Linked DNA regions of Homo sapiens: region 1 is linked to region 2. Evidence: chromatin loops called from intact Hi-C (ENCODE). Cell type or tissue: PC-9. All regions are shown on one strand. Each heading gives the region's core, and the rest is flanking DNA. Links, peaks and the distances in the headings are about the cores only.

Region 1 (10,576 bases), core at 645-8,644, 51 kb after region 2:
AAGGTAGTGTCCCCCATGATTCTGTGGGGAGGGTTGTCCTGTTACTCGCCATGATGTGACAATGAGTCAGGAACTGAGAGTAGAGAGAAGGGCGTGGCCCCGGGGCCTCTCCCTTCTGGCCGCTCTGTGCAGCTGGCCCCACTGCTGGTGTGGAGGGCTTGGGTTCCATCAGCCGGCTGTTGAGAAGAAGGAGGGGAACACAGATAAGTTTCCTCATCTGGGAAGGTGGCTTAAGGATGCCTATTCTTACCACCACCCAGAGTTATTGGAGATTTCAAAAAACACAGTCATTAGGTAATAAATGTGTAAAGTACACAAAAAACAAAGTGCTGTGCAAATGCAAAGTGTCATTTTTGTAGTAAGATTGCCGTTTTAAAGCTGTGGGTGTTCTGAGTGCGTGTGTAAAAGAGCAGTGGCCTCATGGGTGCACGCTGGGCCATTACCAAGAACCTTAAGTTGTTGGTGTGCAAAGGCCTGGGCCCCAGACTGTACTGATGGATTCTGTTCACACGTGTGTGCTACTGTGCCTGTCTGGAACTTGGTGACTTGGAATGCAGAATGCACTTTCCCACTGAAACAGTGTTGCAGAAGGTGCTGACGTTCCCAGGCTAGCCCTGAAAGACCTTTTTAACATGCACTGCCTGATTATGGGATTGGTGGTGGGGAGGTGGAGGGTAGTGAGGGGCAATGTGTGTGTAGGAAGACTAAATCACTGAAATATTTTTCTGGAACTTTTTTTAGCTTTAAGGTTGACACTGAGTAAATTATTTTAATTGGAAAATTATGTCTTTGCCCCTGTTCCACTTTCTTTTTTCCACCTTCCACCTCCTTAGAGACGCTCTTCTGGCTCTTCCGTGACGCATTACAACAGCCATCCAGGCCGGTCCAGTTACGCTGCATTCCTTCCTCCTTCCCATTTCGGCGGACCTGCATCCAGCTAGAGACTAGCAGATTGAATCGATATTCATTAAGTTAGGAATGGTTGGTGGTCCTAAGAGCCTCAGCAACCGAGAGGAGTCTTGTTATTTAAAAAACAACGATACTGGGCGTGGTCGTGGGCCTGTAGTCCCAGCTGCTCAAGCTAGTGGATCTCTTGAGTCCAAGGCCAATGTGAGCAACATAGCAAGACCCAGTCTCAAAAAATAAATACATAATAATAATAAAAAACCCTCGTTCACCTAAACAGATCTATAATTTATAGAATGTAAAGCAGCAATATTCAGGCAATATTAAGGAAGATTTTTGGTAAGACTGGGGCAGCAGAGGTGCCCTTGATGGGCAAGGGCCAGGAGTGTTAACACAGTCCTGCTTAGTAATTTCTTCCCTTCTTCCAAGTCTGTCGATTATCTAAAGGTCAAGGGTTTGTCCAAAAATGTCCCTTGCATCTGCAGTGGAAGGATGTGACATGTATGTGCATTTTTACAATTGGAGGTTTGTGATTTGGAGACCGTTTAGATTTTGTAATTTCCCGCAGTGCCAACTAGACTGCCTGTGGTAAATGCCCAGGAAATATTGCTGACTCACTGACTTTGATTAGGAGCTCAGTCTTGCACTGGAGTCTCAATATTTAGCATCTTGTGTCTTTGAGCTATTAAACTATGGTATTGATTGACATTAGGCTCGCAGTCATGGCCGTTAGTTTCCTGGCTAATTTCTGATTTAAGTAGTTTTCCTGGCAAAGTAGATGTGCTTCTATAATTGCTATTGATTTTGAGGGCTGTAGGCTCTTCCTACACCACTGGGCCTAGAATCTGGCACTAATGCATTGTCTGGAGCCTTTGTTCTCACCCTTCGCTTGTGCAGAGCCTGGAGCCTGCGGAGACATTTTTCATTAAAGGAGAGCGGGATTGTCACAAAAGGAGTCTCAGGCTCTAGTGGGCTGCTTTAAACAACCATTTATTCCACAAAATATTAATTACCTACTGTGTTCCACTCATAGTTATGAGCACTAGGGATACAGCAGTGAACAAAACAGACCCCCGCCAAAAATAAAATCCCTGCTCTTTAGACCTTAAATCTGGCGGAGAGAGAAGGAAAAGAGACAAAATAAGTGAATTGTTGGATTTTAAACTTTATATTTTCCCAAATTAATACTAGTTTCTAAACTTGGTGGGAGTTCATTTCCCCTTTAATCCAGCTGTTCCACAGACCTAAACTTCACATTTTACCTACCTCGGGGAAGTTTTGCTTAAAATTATGGTGTCTTAAGCTGCCTTCCAGATTCAATTGTGAGAATTAAATAGAAATGGAATGTTCCTCTTTTTTTTCACATGAGAATCCTCTTCACTTGCCCTGGTGCCACACCCTATTCTAGTTGTAGGCCACACCAGAGGAAATTCCAGTCCTTCAAAAAAATTCTTTCCACCCATTCACTGCCTGGTATCTTTTTTCTTCTGCTGTTGCCAGAGGCAGTCCTCATCTACTTTCTCCAGGGACAGGTCAGCAGTAGGGGTCAGGAGATGCCCATATTTGTCCTTCTGGGTGGTTCTACCAGATGACTTCCAAATCTCCCTTCTAGGGTACACCCTGAAGCTGTTTTTTTTTTTCTTTTTTTTTTCTTTTGAGATGGAGCCTGGCTCTGTCACCCAGCCTGGAGTGTAGTCGCACGATCTCTCCTCACTGTAGCCTCCGCCTCCCAGGTTCAAGTGATTCTCCAGCCTCACCCTCCCGAGTAGCTGGGATTACAGGTGCCTACCACCATGCCGGGCTAATCTTTGTATTTTTAGTAGAGACAGGGTTTCATCATGTTGGCCAGGCTGGTCTGGAACTGTTGAGCTCAAGTGATCCGCCTGTCTCGGCTTCCCAAACTGCTGGGATTACAGGCGTGAGCCACTATGCCTGGCCCACCCTGAAGCTTTTAATCCAGCTGAGCTCAACTGGACAGGTCGGTAGCACCCAAGTGGCCTGAGTTTTACCCCAGGTGTGGTGTAGAAATTTCTTATTCTAGGGAGTGACTGTGTTATGGAGCCCTTTGTCCATGTCCTTTGTCTCCCTGCCACACCCAGGCTATACACTCACAGCTCAGAGGAAATCAGAGTCCTAAGGCCACTCGTACATCCTGCCTCTTTGCTGCCTTCTTGCTAGGAGTTGTAGGTTACGTTCCCATGTGGTCCTATGGACAGAGCTAGGGTCCAAGTATCCCTGACAGCACAGAGGTGGGGGGCATGGCTATATGTTGATAAGAGGCTGCCCTGAAGCGACCTGCTGGGCTTTGCTAAGATTTGCAGAAGTTGGTGATTTAAGCCTCCAACTCTGAATGCACGGAACTGGAACTGCATTCGAAATGTCCAGTCTGAGGGAGAGAGAAAATTGAGGAAGGAGAGTGTGTTGGAAAAGAAGAAAAAAAGACTTTCTAATATAGAAAGACCCAGTGTGTGTAAACCATCCCAAGATGAAATTGAATGCCTATCGTGTGCCAGGCACTGTGCTCAGACCTATGAGGAAACAGGAGGGAGTTAAGTTGGAAACCCTGTGGGCGGATAATACGGAAGACAGACTTTACACATGTAACTCTAATGTTGCACAGACACACAAAAAGCTGCAGAAGCACAGGGCAAGGAGGGGTGTGTGAGAAAGGCGGCATTTATGATTTCCTGTATCCTAAAGACTCATTCAGATGTCAGCTAATTAAGATTGAGGTTCCTGGTGGAGGGAACTTAGAAAGTGCTGAGCGTGTTTGGAGAAGAGTTAACAGTCCAGTTAACTCTTCTGTGCAGGATGCGTGTATGCATGTGTGTGTGTATAGAAGATATTTAAGGAAAGGTAGGTAAGTCCACAGTGTGGAAGGTCTTGAATGCTGACATTAGACTTTTTTCTGTAGGCGGCCAGGCCCTGTTGAAAATACAATATGTGGGCCATAAAACACTGAAATTGAGTTGCAGACTTGAAGGCCTGGATTTCCCAACCCTGAAAGTGCTTCATGCCAAGTGACATCATTCTTCCTGCCGGTCTCTTTCCACCCACTCCAACCCCAGATCAGGATACCAGCAGAGAGAGGCTGTGAGAGCATGAAGCTGCAACAAGTCAGTAGGGAGCAAACAAATATTGATTCAGATCAGGCCACAGAAGAGACAAGCTGGAGCAAGTGCTGTGTGTCCCTCCTGCTCAGTTTGATCGAGGTCACTGGGCCGAATTCCAGGAATTCTGGGGAATGAGTTGGCCCTGTGACTCAGTCATTAATCAAGACCATAAAACCAAGGAGAAGAATATCTGCTTTCAAAAAGGTTCTGATAAATAAAGATGCAGTAGGTGGGTGGAGGATGGAGTACAGTGGGAACCCCTCTCCTCACCCAGTACATTTTTTTTTTTTTTTTTTTTTAGTTTAAAATTCCAGTGTGGCCTGTAGACTGTGTGTCCAGGACTGTGTACAGTAAGAGCTTTGATGGAGAACCCAACTCTCCACACTCCCACCTCTACCCATTTTTGCTTTAAAATCTTCATTTGAATCACCAGTCCCTGATTGATTCACCATGGTTGCTAAGAATCTGTTTTGCGGTAACGCATCAACACTCCACGTTTAAACTGTGAAGTGGGTGTGTCCACAAAACTTCTGGATTAGACTCAGATTTGCCTGTGCAGACCAGCCCTGTTGCAGTATGTTTTTGTTTGTTCAGATTAACATTTGGGCTTTTTGGAACTGGTTCTTAATTTAGTTCAGTAGAATGTGTTTTTACTATTTGAAGTGTTGACTTTTAAGTTTTCTTTTGTTTGTTTGTTTTAACCTTTTTGTAAACTTTTACTCTTCTTTTTGGGAGTAAAGTTAAAACTGCTTCACTTGTCCTTTTTTTGTTTGTAACTGCACTTTCGTAGTGAAGCAATAGAATACAATAAAATCTATAGAGTTTTTTTTTTTTTAATAAGGACAAACCCTTAAATTATTAGGTTGGTACAAAAGTTAATTGTGGTTTTTGCCATTAAAAGTAATGGCAGTTATTTTTGCACCAACCTAAATAATATAGTCCTTATGTTAAATGTAAATGACTTGTTTCTCAATAACTGCACTGATTTCATTAATGATCAGCCTTGCACTGTGAGCTTTTTTAGCCAGGCATTCACAGTCTCATTTATCAGCCTTTTCAAGGCAGAAGAAACTGTTCTTTTCATTAGGGTGGGGCCAAGTGACCTGTTTTCCTACCCAAGTAGTGAATGATTTTAAACCAGTTTGAGGTGGGTATGGCTCTTATCAGTGAGTCTCCCTGTACCTCTAGTTTATTTCCTTAAACAGAAAAACGTTCTCTGATAAAGGGTCATTTTAATGATGTTGTCTAGTGACCCTGCCCTCCCTGGGAATGGAAGGCACGGCACTGATGTGTATGTAGATGTACTCATCAACAGATTGAATTTGCTGATTTTTTTTTTTTTTTCTTGTTGGAGAGTTGAAACCAGTCGGCAAGCTGGGTGAGGTTGAAGTGTTGGAAAGAGTGGTGCAAACTGCCATTTTCATGTTCTTTAGAGAAGTCTGCCAGAAAAGGAGTAGTGGTTCTGTTTTTAATGGATTTATGAGTTTTATACGGTGATGAGGAGTGAGTAGAGGTGAAATTGTCTCATACAGCATGTAGGCTTTATTTTTTATTTTCATTCAAAACAGTAAGTACACTGAAGTCAGAGTAGTTGTTTTCAGTAAGAAAATTCTGCCTCCAGAGCAAATGTTTTGGTGAATAGATAAATATGAGTACTGAGTCCCAATCATTTTGGCTCATAGGTTCCCCAGTATTTCCATAGGCAAGCTTAACTTTGCACCATTCAGAGACTTATATTTTAGGTTCCCCACAGGGCACCCCACTGGACGTGGCTCATTTTCCAGCCTGTAGTCTTGTTCTTCTGCCACCCTGGGGCATTATTCCTCTTCCCCTCTCCCCAGGCCTTCCCCCTTGCTTCTTGGCTGGAACCTCCCATGGTGATTCACCCTTCTCAGCCTAGGCAGACAGCACCTCCCTGTTAAGCCCTTAACTAATCCCGCTCTGATGGCTGTGATCTTTCTCTCTGTGTCTTAATCACTTGGAATAAAGAACCATTGTGGTGAGGTTGAAAGGGCATTGGCCCAGGAGTCTGGGGATCTGGGTTTTGGCCCTGCCTCAGCTACTTAATTCACTGGGTGACCCTGGACTAGACTCTCAGTGTGTCACAGAGGCACGAAGGGAAGAGAGCTCAAAGGTCCTGCAGGGTGGAAGTCTGCATTTCACAGTTTTATAAGTGTCTTTTGTATCCTTTAATATAGTGCAGGCTCAGCGTATGCTTGGTATGGGTTCGTTGATTAATTCCTTGCGTATTACCAGTGTTTGTAACCTACAGTAGCACTGCCAAGACTTCCTTTTCCTGCTTTCAAGGATAGCAGCACACTGACACATTCTCATTAGTCAAATATGCTATATTAAACTAATGTTTTAACAAACAGTGAATCGCAAAGCCAACTGTTCCTTCCAGCGAATAATAGATCATATGCAAAATGACTTTGCATTGCTAGGGGATTTGATGGAGTGAAGAAGCAAGCACTGTATTTTATTTCTTTTTATTTTGTTTTGTTTTTTGGACATAACCTCAAGATTTTATTGTCCTCATAATAAAACAAAAGATGATGCTTAGAACTGGATCACTTGGCCCTTTCTTTTGTTATCTCCTCCCAGTTGAAAATGTTTGCATGTCTTAACAGCCAGCATTTTCTTAGATCTGCAGATGGGGTCAGCACACTCAAGCCTCAGCACAACCTCCTTTGTAATTTTACCCGTTTTCCAGAAAATTGCCTTAGTCTACCCACCATAGTCACTCTGCTTCTTGTCATAACGCCGCTTTCCCTGGGCATACAGGGAGTCCTGGTATTGTGCCGTTTTGTGGGGTTGGTGCTTGCCACACTTCTTACAGAAAGCCCAGTGGGTTTTAGGAATGTTCACCATGTTTTCCGGAATGCTATCGGCATGGGAGGAAAGTGGCCATATTTTATTTCTAGGGTGAAAATGTTTGCCATTAAACTCACATGAAGTAGGAAATATTTATATGGATACAAAAGGCACCTGCATGGGATAATGTCAAATTTCATAGATACTGCTTTGTGGTAAGTGTGACTTTGTGGTTATTGTGATGTTTGTGTTTTGTTTTTTTTTTCTGCAAAATGGTTATACATAGTATAAATGTTATGCAAAATAGCAACTCATTGTTTTCAAGTTGATTTAGCACCTGCATTATGTAAAGATAATCTGAAATCTGTAGGGGGACTGGGACTATGTAGGGAAGATGAGGTCAACCATATACTTTCTACTGCTTTGAATTGTACCTATGCATTCACCATTTGAATACTTGGCACGTGTAGGGCACTTAAAACATTCTGCCGAATGGATGAATGAAGTGGTATCAAAAAGTGCCCTGGCAGTGAAAGGCAAGATAGAGTTCTGTAGAGTAGGGGTCGTGGTGACCCTGTTGGAGCAGATACTGAAGTAGTGGTGAGTGCGGAGAGGCAAGTCACATTTTGGCCCTAGTCAACTGTAGCTGAGGAGTAAACAGAGGGAACTGTTTACTGTTTACAGGATTCTGATGCTCATCTTTGAAGGCTGGGCTCTGCTGGAGGACTGATTTTGAATGATGTCAAATGATTTTGACAAGATTAAATGGGGAGATTTAGTTGGTGGTGGCATGCAGGACTGATTTGATGAAAGAGCAGCACAGTTATGAATGGTGAAACCGAAAGGAAGATTTGTGGGGCTTTTAACAGTCTCCTCAAGGTGTTGTGGCTGTGGGAGAAGAATTAACATGAATGGAGAGTGTAAAGAAGCCTATCAGATTGTCTTTGATCTGCACAGTACTGGGGAGTCCCATGTGGGACACGGGTAGGCAGCAGTCTACAAAGCTCAGAGCTGGAAAGACAACTTGAAAGAACAACACAATGAAAAGTTACCGTGCCTCTAGTTGAGATTTTCTAAACATCGGAACCAATGTGAGGTGTCTGATTTCATAAACAAGTGGAATTTAATCTATACTCTCTAAGTGGAAACAACTCTGTTTGCAACTCTGACTTGCTAGTTCCCTGGTTTTGCTTTTGTTTTACGTTTGGCATTTTTTATTTCTTGCCTGTTTATGGTAGAGACTAGAATTCTGCACAGCAGATGACAACAGTTTATCCCCTGCTGCAGACCTGGTCCAGTTCTGACTGAGTCCAGGGGTGATAGTTAAGGCCAGGGCTTGGGTGGTTTGATGTCCATCCTAGGAGTTTCACCTCTGCTTCGGTAATTCTCGGGCTGAGGGATACTGATGAGACCCTCTAGAATGTTTCTTGGTCCATGTTGAAGTTAGAGATTTCTTGCTCTGTCAAGAAGACTGTCAGCCTGGGCAAGGTAACGCGACATTATCTCTACTGGAAAAAAAAAAGCCAGGTGTAGTGGCACACGCCTGTAGTCCCAGCTACTTGGGAGGCTGAGGCAGGAGGATCTCTTGAGTCCTGGAGATCAAGGCTGCAGTGAGCTATGATTGCACCACTGCACTCCAGCCTGGGTAACAGAGAGAGAAACCCTGTCTCAGACAAAAAAAAAAAAAAAAAAGGTCTAGGTGTGGTGGCTAACCCCTGTAATCTCAGTGCTTTGGTAGGCTAAGGCGGAGGGATTGCTTGAGCCCAGGAATTCAAGACCAGCCTGGGCAACACAGTGGGACCTTGTCTCTACTGAAACATTAAAAAAAAAAGGAAAAAAAATGGAAAAAGGAAAAAGGAAATTAAATGGAAATAAGATATATTCAACATATCATAGTTGTAATTGTAATATATGATCAATATATAAATTATTGGGCTGGACACAGTGGTTTATGCCCGTAATCTCAGTGCTTGGATCACTTGAGGCTAGGAGTTCGAGACCAGCCTGGGCAACATAGCAAGACCCTGCCTTTACCAAGAAAGAAATTATAAATGAGAAATTTTATATAATTTTTTCATACTATGTCTTCAAAATTCAGAATGTCCTTTACACTTATAGCACATCTCAGTTTGAACTGACCACATTTCAGATGCTTTGTAGCCACATGAGGCTGGTGGCTACTGTATTGGACGGTTCTGCTACAGAGCAAGACTATTCTAAATTGTCTTTTTTTTTTTTTGAGACGGAGTTTTGCTCTTGTTGCCCAGGCTGGAGTGCAGTGGTGTGATCTTGGCTCACTGCTACCTCTGCCTTCTGGTTTCAAGCTATTCTCCTGTCTCAGCCTCCCGAGTAGTTGGGATTACAGGCGCCCGCCCCCACGCCCAGCTAATTTTTGTATTTTTAGTAGAGATGGGGTTTCACCATGTTGGCCAGGCTGGTCTCTATCTCCTGACCTCGTGATCTGCCTGCCTCGGCCTCCCACAGTGCTGGGATTACAGGTGTGAGCCACCGCACCCGGCCGATTGTCTTCATTTTTAGGAAAGTTTTAGGTTCATGGCAAAGTTGAATAGAAAATACAAAGAATGCCCATGTTCCCCTGTTCCCACATACGCATAGCTTCCACTGTCAACATCCCGTATCAGGGTGGTACATTTGTTAGAACTGATGAACCTACATTGACACATCGTTACCACTCAAAGTCCATCGTTTACATTAGCATTCACTGTTGGTGTTGTACATAGATGCATCCACCATTACAATATCAGATAGAATCATTTCATTGCCTTAATAATCCCCTCCCCTGAATCCCTGATCTTTTTGCTGTCCCCATAATTTTGCCTTTTCCAGAATGGTATGAAGTTGGAACTATACACTGTATTACCTTTTCAGTTGGCTTCTTTCACTCAGCAATGTGCAATTTAGGTTCCTCTGTGTCTTTTCATGGCTTGATGGCTCATTTCTTTTCAGTGCTGAATAATATTCCATGTCTGAATGTACCACAGTTTATTTCTAGAGCAATACTTTTTACAAACCAGAATTATACCCCAACGGTGGGACAAATTGGGGTGGGGAGGCTGTCTGAGAGTTGTGAGTGTGGGGGAAGTGGAAGGTCTTTGACTGACTTTTCGCTGTGCATAAAAAGCTTCTGTGAGCATCAAGAAGAGAGTAGTGGTCTGGGGGAGAGCCCAGGATGAGAATCTTGCAAAAATACATCCTTCACCACAACTAAAGGCGAATCCTCTCCTCTTACATTTCCCCACTTTCTTCCCACACCAGGCCTGGGATCTGCTTAGTCCAAAATGTTCCTATAAGTTAGCAAATATCTATGTCACATACTCTCGCCAAACCAGTTTTATGAAAATATTTAGACTAAACAAAGTGAAGAGAATAGAAAGCTGTATTTGCATGTGTGCAGTTTCCTTGATCAAAGAATATTAAGCAAAAAGAGACCAAAGCAGGAGTCACTGCAATTTAAATGTCGTTCCTGTCTATTTCAGGACGCAGCTCTACTCTGTTTTCTTTATTCTTGGGGTGATTATGTTGATGACCTGTCTTGTCTCTGTTGAGATAAATTTACCACCAATTGAGCACTCCTTATTGGCAGGGATTGGGTGTATCAATTCCGAGAACTGTATGATTGCAAAGGTGGAAAGCCAATTCATCAGGCTATTGTTTTGCTGCCCCATTAAGTATATTAACTGGAAGATGACTTCATTTCAACCATTTCAAATCTTAAATACAAC
Region 2 (8,000 bases), core at 1-8,000:
ATCGGAATACCTAGCTCCTCAGGAAGGAAATTTTGTTTATAAGTTATTTAGCCTGCAAGACCTGTTGTTACTCGTACGCTGCAGTGTCCAGAGGATAGAGACAAGACCACGTTCTAAAAAACGGAAGAAAATCAGAAGAGTAAGTTGTTATTTGCGGAGTTAGAATATGATCACATAAATAATCAATAGATACTTAACATGCCATTACTGTGAAGTTTAAATTGTTGAGCACTCATAGTAGTATCTTCAGGTTGAGTTTTGTTTTTTGTTTTTTGTTTTTACTAAAATGCTGAGATCGATTTTAATAAGGGAAAGTGTTTGTATATAGTAGCCATAAATGCCGGTAACATTCATGCTTGGAATATACAGATTGAGCAGCCCTAATCCAAAATTCAAAATGCTCCAAAGTTTGAAAACTTTTAAGCTCCGGCATGGTATCACAAGTGGAAAATTCCACACATGACCTCGTATGATGGGTCACAGGCCAAACTCCAGTCAAAACTTTGTTTCATGTGTAAAAGTATATAAAATATTGTATAAAATTACTCTCAGGCTCTATGTATATGGTGGATATGAAACATAAAAGGGTTTTGTGTTTAGACTTGAGTCCTGTCCCCAAGATATCTCATTATGTATATGTAAATATTCGAAAATCCAGAAAAAAATCCAAAATCTGAAACACTTCTGGTCCCAAGCATTTCAGATAAGGGATACTCCACCTTTATAAACTTTTTAAAAAATGGCATCATCATAGATTACATCTAGATTGGCATATATATACCTGTTTTCTCTGGGAATTTGGATTTCCATTATTACATGTGAACTCGAGTTCTTTTCACTTTGGGGCTCTTGTTGACTTACTTTAGAAGTCCAAGTAGAACTTTTGAAAGATGGCCTTTCACACATATGTAAGGTCTTTTCAGGACTGTTAGAAGACCAAATCTCTTCCTTTCTTTTTTCCCCTGTTGTTTCTTTTGGGTTTGATATAAATATTTTCCTCAGGAAAAAAAATGTATTGCTGCAATTTGAGTAATTACTTCTTTTAAAAATTTTTCATATTTGAAATTCTCTTTCAGATTAGTTTGCATTTTTTTGTGTGTATGACTACTGAGTTCTGGTAAATAAAGGGAATCTTCTATATTATAATTGAGTATGTAATATTAAAGTGTGTTTCCTTTAATTTTTCTTGAGGACTTTTTCTGTTGTATGTATTTGTCACAGTACACATTTAAAAAAACAAGTTTTGGTGTCTCTGTCTCTTGTTATCTAACCCACTGCCCAATAAGAATCATCACTGACCACTTTGAATGTCTGTGTTTTGAGGTAGGGATCAGGTGAATCCAGACTAGTGATGTTCTACTATTGATCATTGTGGAGGACTTCCTGACTACTGTATCATATTAAAGAATAACTGGGCCAGGTGTGATGCCTCACACCTGTAATCCCAGCACTTTGGGAGGCCGAGGTGGGCAGATCACGAGGTCAGGAGATTGAGACCATCCTGGCTAACATAGTGAAACCCCCTCTCTACTAAGAATACAAAAAATTAGCCGGGTATGGTGGCAGGCGCCTGTAGTCCCAGCTACGTGGGAGGCTGAGGCTGGAGAATGGCGTGAACCTGGGAGGCGGAGCTTGCAGTGAGCCGAGATCGCACCACTGCACTCCAGCCTGGGCAACAGAGTGAGACTCTATCTCAAAAAAAATTTTTAAAAAGTGCCAACTTTTCCACATTGCTAATAACAGCGGCATGAGGGTTTGACTACTATGATAAACTAAGGCCAACCCATCCAGATCCAGGATGTACACTTTGTCCACCCAAATCCAGTGGACTTGGTGGAACTTGTGCTTGATAATGTTTTTATCTTTTGTTAAATAGAACGAAGATTATAAAGTCCTAAATTCTTAAACTTCTAATTCACATAATTTAGTTTTTATCATTGATTCAAACTTGAAATTTTAGAAACCAAATGGCTTTAATTGAAAACTGTTTGGTTTTAGTGCTCTTTACAAGAGAAACTCAAGGAATGACAAAATTCTGTAGGTTTGATAGTCTCCTCCTAGATAAATGCTATAACATCCTGTGAATTAAAAGATTTGACTTTATTTGCTAATTTTTCCTGCCTCATCTGTGTTAACTAATAAACTTAATAACCATAAGCTTGAACATCATGAATACATATAGTATCAGTCCTATAGATTGTATTTTCAAGGTTTTATTTCTTTGATTCTTGCTATCTCTCTGATTTATTTTGAGGCTAACCTCATTTCTTTAACTTCCTACTCTGTGAACCCATACCACTTTGTATTTCTTTTTCAGCTTACAGCACTTAGAAATTGTTGATGGCCGGTATCTCTTAAGTAAGAATAGCCTAGGGAAATTTTGGATACCAGTTTAATTCTTGAACAAGACAGCTTGGTAAGGACATTGTAATTCACTTGACTAAGGTGAAATTTGTAAATTTCAAGACATAACCTTATAGAAGAAAATTCATTCTTCATCAAAATATGTCAAAATAGTCACACCCTAAAGACTGTCTAAATAGAAGGCTTATATTTCTGATTGTGTCAAACTCAGAATAAAATTTTAAAATTTTCAGTGAATGCTTACATTGCCCCCGTTATTATATGTAGTAGTTTATGGTTTAAATCTCTTAGTAAAATGTATGCCCCTTGGAATTATGTCCTATTCATCTCTGTTTGTCCAAAATATTTTATCCTCTGGAAATTCAGTAAATCGGCACCGAGTAAATGAGGAAAATGGTGAGGGGGTGATATTGTTGACTAAGGGAACTTTAGGGAGGTTGAGGCACCAATTTGAAAATGTTGTAAGTGGTACTATTTAAACTAATTCAGCAAAATTACATCCCCCATTAGTATTTCCTACCTAAAAACCAACTTGCTTAGATAGAGCTTTGAAATACTTAGAAGTGTCTTCAACCTCTGCTGTCCAAGAACCTCATCTCTTCTTTATTTTTCCTCAGTTCTTCAATTATTTTAGTTGTCATTTTAGTTTCCAGTATCATTTATGTTTCCTTACCAAAACTCTGCTTAATAAGAGTTGCACTTTAAAGGAGAACCTAAAACATCAGCCAGTCTCAAGTGATGGGATAAAATAAAGAGGCTAGGCCAGGCACGGTGGCTCACGCCTGTAATCCCAACTCTTTTGGAGGCCAAGGCAGGTAGATCAGCTGAGCTCAGGAGTTCGAGACCAGCCTGGCCCACGTGGTGAAACCCCATCTCTACTAAAAAAATACAAAACTTAGCTAGGCGTGGTGGTGCACATATAAACCTGGCTGCTCGGGAGGCTGAGGCAGGAGAATCGCTTGAACCCAGGAGGTGGAAGTTGCAGTGAGCTGAGATTGCGTCATTGTACTCCAGCCTAGACAACAAGAGTGAAATTCCATCTCAAAAAAAAATAATAATAAAGAGGCTAATTTGGACCACAAGATATAAAACAGAATTTACTGAGTTCAATACATGATTATGAAATCCATACCCAGGAACTTTGGATGATTTCATAATATCTATTACTGTCTGTCTCAATGAACCAAGTATCCTAAGTGCTTTATGTGAAAAATTGGAACAGAACCAAGAAAAGCTTTTACTTGGGGAGCCATTTATCAAGGGAAAAAAATAGTAAACTTTATAGTATGAAAATTTTGATTATCCTTAAATTTTTACTTCAATTTTGGGATACTAAGGAAAGATGAAATGTTCAGGCCTTTTTTTTCCCCTGGCTTCCTGGAGATGGCAGTAGAATACATACAGAAATTAAACTGGTTTTAGGACTTGGTTTTATAGATAGAGTAGTTTTATCAAAGAAAATCTCCCAAAGTATTTGCTTTTTAGAAATAATACATATTTAAAATTTTTTTTAAATATATGGAATTAACTCTTACCCATTTCTAATCCAGAAATGTGATCCTTTTTCTCAGTCAACTTTTTTCAGTTCTGCTGTAAACTAGCTATGTGTCCTTGAGCAAATTTCATTCATTCTTTTTTTAAAAGAGACAAGAGTCTTGCTGTGTTGCCCAGGCAGGAGTGCAGTAGCACGATCATAGCTTACTGCTTCCTTGAACTTCTGGGCTCAAGTGATCCTCCCACCTCAGCCTCCTGAGTAACTAGAACTGTAAGCATGTGCCCCATGCCCAGCTAATTTTTTTTTTTTTTAATTTTTTGTAGAGGCAGGGTCTTGCTGTTTCATCCAGGCTAATCCTGAACTCCTGGCCTTAAGTAATCTTCCCACCTCAGCCTCCCAAAATGCTGGGATTATAGGCATGAGCCACTGCACCCAGCCTGAGCAAATTTCTTTATCTCGACCTCCTATTTGCTCTGAAGTTATGAGAGACTAAATCATATGCAGATAACCATTTGCAAAATTACATAGTAAAATGCTTTATTGGTAAAATCCTAATCACATTTAATTTTGTTTTTAATTGAGAAGACACACTGGAGGCCTTACCTACTGAAAGTATGGTCCCTGGAACAATAGCTTGTTATTAATGTAAAATCTTGGGCTCCACCCCAGATTCTACATTTTAACAAGATCACCAGATTTCTCACATGCACGTAGTTCAAGGGCAAATCACATGAAACAGCACTTACTGTTGATAAGAAAAATATTAGTGGATTTGAATTGTTCTTACCACCACCATTGTACCAAGCCCACTCTTTGCCACTTTGTAAAAATCAAGAATTAAGAAATACTGATGAAATATTTTCAAATCTGTAAATGGTGACACAGTATAATGTCAGAAGTACTAATTAGCCTTATAAGTTCAAGTTAAGTACCTTAAATCATGTGTTTCTCTTTCTGCAACTGGAAATAGACTCCTGTTAAGAGTAGAGTTTTCTTTGAAGATAATGAGATAGCATAAGCACAGTGAACAACATGTATTTCTTTGCTTACGCTCCCTTAGGCCAGTAATAGGTACAGTCATTTTACTTATGTAGTGTCCTGACCAGTGAATTTGGATGGATAATTTGTCAGATACTTCGTGTCTGAAATAAAGCCGTTAAATTGAAGATAATGACAAACAGGTGTTAATGTAGGCATTAGTGCTCTTTCATTTGTAGAATGAAACGAGCTGCTCAGAGTATTTGAGCCTAAGACAATGTGACTCATGCTTTAAAGGAGAAAAAAATTCTACCTTTTTTATCCTCTTGAAAATGACTAGTATATAAAAAAGTCAGTGCTTCCCAGCATCTGGCTTTGAGCCTTTGGGCAACTATGTATGATAGGCTTTGTTGCAAGGAGTCTGCTGTCAGTCACATTCCCTGACCAAAATCAAACCTTGCCTATGTGGGGAGGTATGTTGATTTTGGTCACAAATGGGAATGGTGAGGAGAGATCTCTTTCATCCATCCACCTTTTGGCACCAAACATTCTTCTATTCATCAGGCCTGAATGTATCCATCTTACAGTGTGAATCCTGCTGTAATTGAAAGGATGAAATAAGATTACCTGAAAGCATTTTGAAAGTGGCAAAGCTGTATAGGCAAATGTATTTGCTATTAATAGTAAATTAATAGAGCTTTGAAAAAGTATAATTTTGCATTGCAGCAATTTCCAGTTTATGTACTACCAAAAGTAGAGTATCAAGCTTGTTATGGAGTTGAAGCTCTGACTGAAAGTGAACTTTGTCGCTTATGGACTGAAAGTTTATTGCATTCCAACAGCTCATTTTATGTTGGTAAGTTATACAAAAGTCTTTATTCTCCTTTTTAATTTTCTTGTAATTACATACTTGTAAATTCAATTGTGAATACTTCTATTCTGCCCTTTTTTACTTTCGTTTTTATTTATGTATTTATTAGTTTTAGGGTCTCATTCTGTTGCCCAGGCTGGAGTATAGTCATGTGATCATAGCTCACTGTAACCTCAAACTCCTGGCCTCAAGTGATCCTCCCACTGCAGCCTTCCAAGTAGCTGGGGCTGCAGGCATGTGCTACCATGCCCAGCTAATTTTTTGTTTTTTCTTGAGATGGGGTCTCATTATATTGCCAGACTGGTCTTGAACTTCTAGCCTCAAGCAATCCTCCTACCTTAGCCTCCAAAAGCTCTGGTATTACAGGGATGACCTACCATGCTGACCTATTTTAGAAACACTTATTTAATAGTATAATCAAAAATACACATTTGTTTTCTAGCTTCTTAGAGTACTGTTTAATTGGTTAACTATTTATTGACCTATATATTTATTTTGAAATTTTCTTATAATGACACTACTTTTAAAACCTCAAATATTTTGATGAAATGACTTTTTCCTTTGTTTTTGTTGTTCTGCTGGGGTATGGGGATTAGGCTGAAGTTCAATTTGCATTGGCTCATTTCATGTACAGTTAACATCCTCACATAATAGATTACTTGCTAGTCATTATTGGTAGTATTTCCTCCCACTGGAATGTCCAATATCGAACATCTCAATGCATCCCATAAATCTCAATCCTTTCTAATCATCTCAGACTGCTCCTCTGTGTAGTCTTTTGCTTTCTTTGATCTCTTAGTGCAGTCTTTTACTTCTCTGACTTGTTACTTTGTACTTTATTCTCTCTTAACACCTATCCCTTCTTCCTGTTAGACAATAAACAGCTTAAGGTCAGAGTCTGATAAAATTCTGTGTTGAGTCTAATAAAATTTTGTGTTATACTGCATAGCTTGATTGCTTGTATGTAATAAATCCTATGAGGGTGTGTTTCTTAATCAAAGAAAGGTTATTCACTTAAAATGTTTTTTCCTGTTTTGGTTAATCAGTATTTTGTTTTCATGTTTTATGAGAGTATTAAGTAGATAATTGATTCTTTCTGCTTAACTCAAAAAAGGAAGTAGCTAAATGCACTAATTGGTGATGTACTGCCTGCCTCCTCCTCCTTCATACACATACTCGAAGTTTTTGTAGTAATTTTCATTCTGTAACCAAAATTTCAATGTTCCTCCAAAGACCTCACACCAACAATCTCAACATTAGCTACTTGAATGCAATTTGCCAGCCACATCCATTTTAGAAAAGGCCCAGTTAAAAACTTACGAGTGAAATTTTGTTTAAAGTACTGACAGAGAATGGAGATTCATGACAAAAAAAAAAATTAAGGTTTCAGTTTTTAAATGTACAGTTCAACATCAACTGTATGGATTACTTCATTTTAATTATTTTGTAAAATCCTAAGTAATCCTAACTGCTGATTATTCTCTGTGAATCCTATCCTCTTGTGAGCCTTTCATTTCATTGTACTGGGATAGTATTTTTGGCTTCTGTGACAAGTGTTTGGTGAAAAGCATATATTGTATGGTTGTGGGATTTTGGTTTGTTCGGGGTTTTTTGGTGGGGTGTAGGTATGGGGGGATAACATCTGAGTTTTTGAGTTTTTAAAAATGTTATAATACTCTTTTAATTTAAGGAAGATGTTCAAGAAAATCACTTGAAGTGCTTTTAAAAGTGGAGATTGCTGGCCCCACCCTGGAGTGTCTGATTCACTAGGTCTGTATTGGGACCTAAGACTTTCTCAGGTCGTACTGATGCTGCTAGTTTAGGGACCACACTTTGAGAATCAATTCTATAGCTTATAGTCTCTTTTTTCAGTAGAATCAACACACTTGTGATTTGTTTGTTTGCTCTGCTTTGCTATAAACATGTTCCCCACTTTCCCTAGTTGCAGTACTCTTTTTATCTTTTCCCCATAAAAACTTGAAGATTTACTCCTTTAAGACAGTTTCCCACATAGTCTCATTGCAACTTCCGTATTCACCCTCCAACCCTATAATATTTATCAATTCTATATAGTTGATATATAGGCAGTCCTCACTTAGCACACAGTTTCAATAAGCACAAGTTTTAGTTATGACCGTGTATTAACAGTGAGTAATTGTATAAAGTATAAGCTTCACTGCTGGCTCTTCAGTCCACAGATCACTACATAAGTAACAGGCAAATCATGATCAGTGACCAGTCATGTCACTTCTTTCAAAGTCTGTTTATAATTGTTTATTGTGTACCCATTGA

Evidence for each region. Peaks named below come from ENCODE experiments on the same cell type or tissue, not always from the same donor. Only the 100,000 strongest peaks of a DNase experiment are listed, where the experiment ranks them.
Region 1: it touches region 2 in a loop (6-fold over the local background); 18 of 110 quality-filtered maps call a loop at or near these places.

Annotation. Positions count from the first base shown.
Region 1 is chr15:60,386,685-60,397,260 of GRCh38, reverse strand. The region is part of intron 1 of ANXA2 (annexin A2); the gene reads left to right. It also overlaps the pseudogene RPL36AP44. Among named protein-coding and RNA genes, the nearest start is that of ANXA2, 6.0 kb to the left of the region's middle. RefSeq lists enhancers at 1-72, 93-142, 338-929, 3,323-4,522, 5,670-6,261 and 2 more. In PC-9, for the core only: no CTCF peak of the experiment used is centred there; DNase peaks (open chromatin) are centred at 4,030, 4,480 and 5,930; H3K4me3 peaks cover 4,334 bases; H3K27ac peaks cover 6,511 bases.
Region 2 is chr15:60,440,109-60,448,108 of GRCh38, reverse strand. It overlaps ICE2 (interactor of little elongation complex ELL subunit 2), which reads left to right. Exons shown (of 16, transcript NM_024611.6): 11 at 1-139; 12 at 5,564-5,693. Among named protein-coding and RNA genes, the nearest start is that of ICE2, 35 kb to the left of the region's middle. In PC-9, for the core only: a CTCF peak has its summit at 3,725 (motif pointing right); no DNase peak of the experiment used is centred there.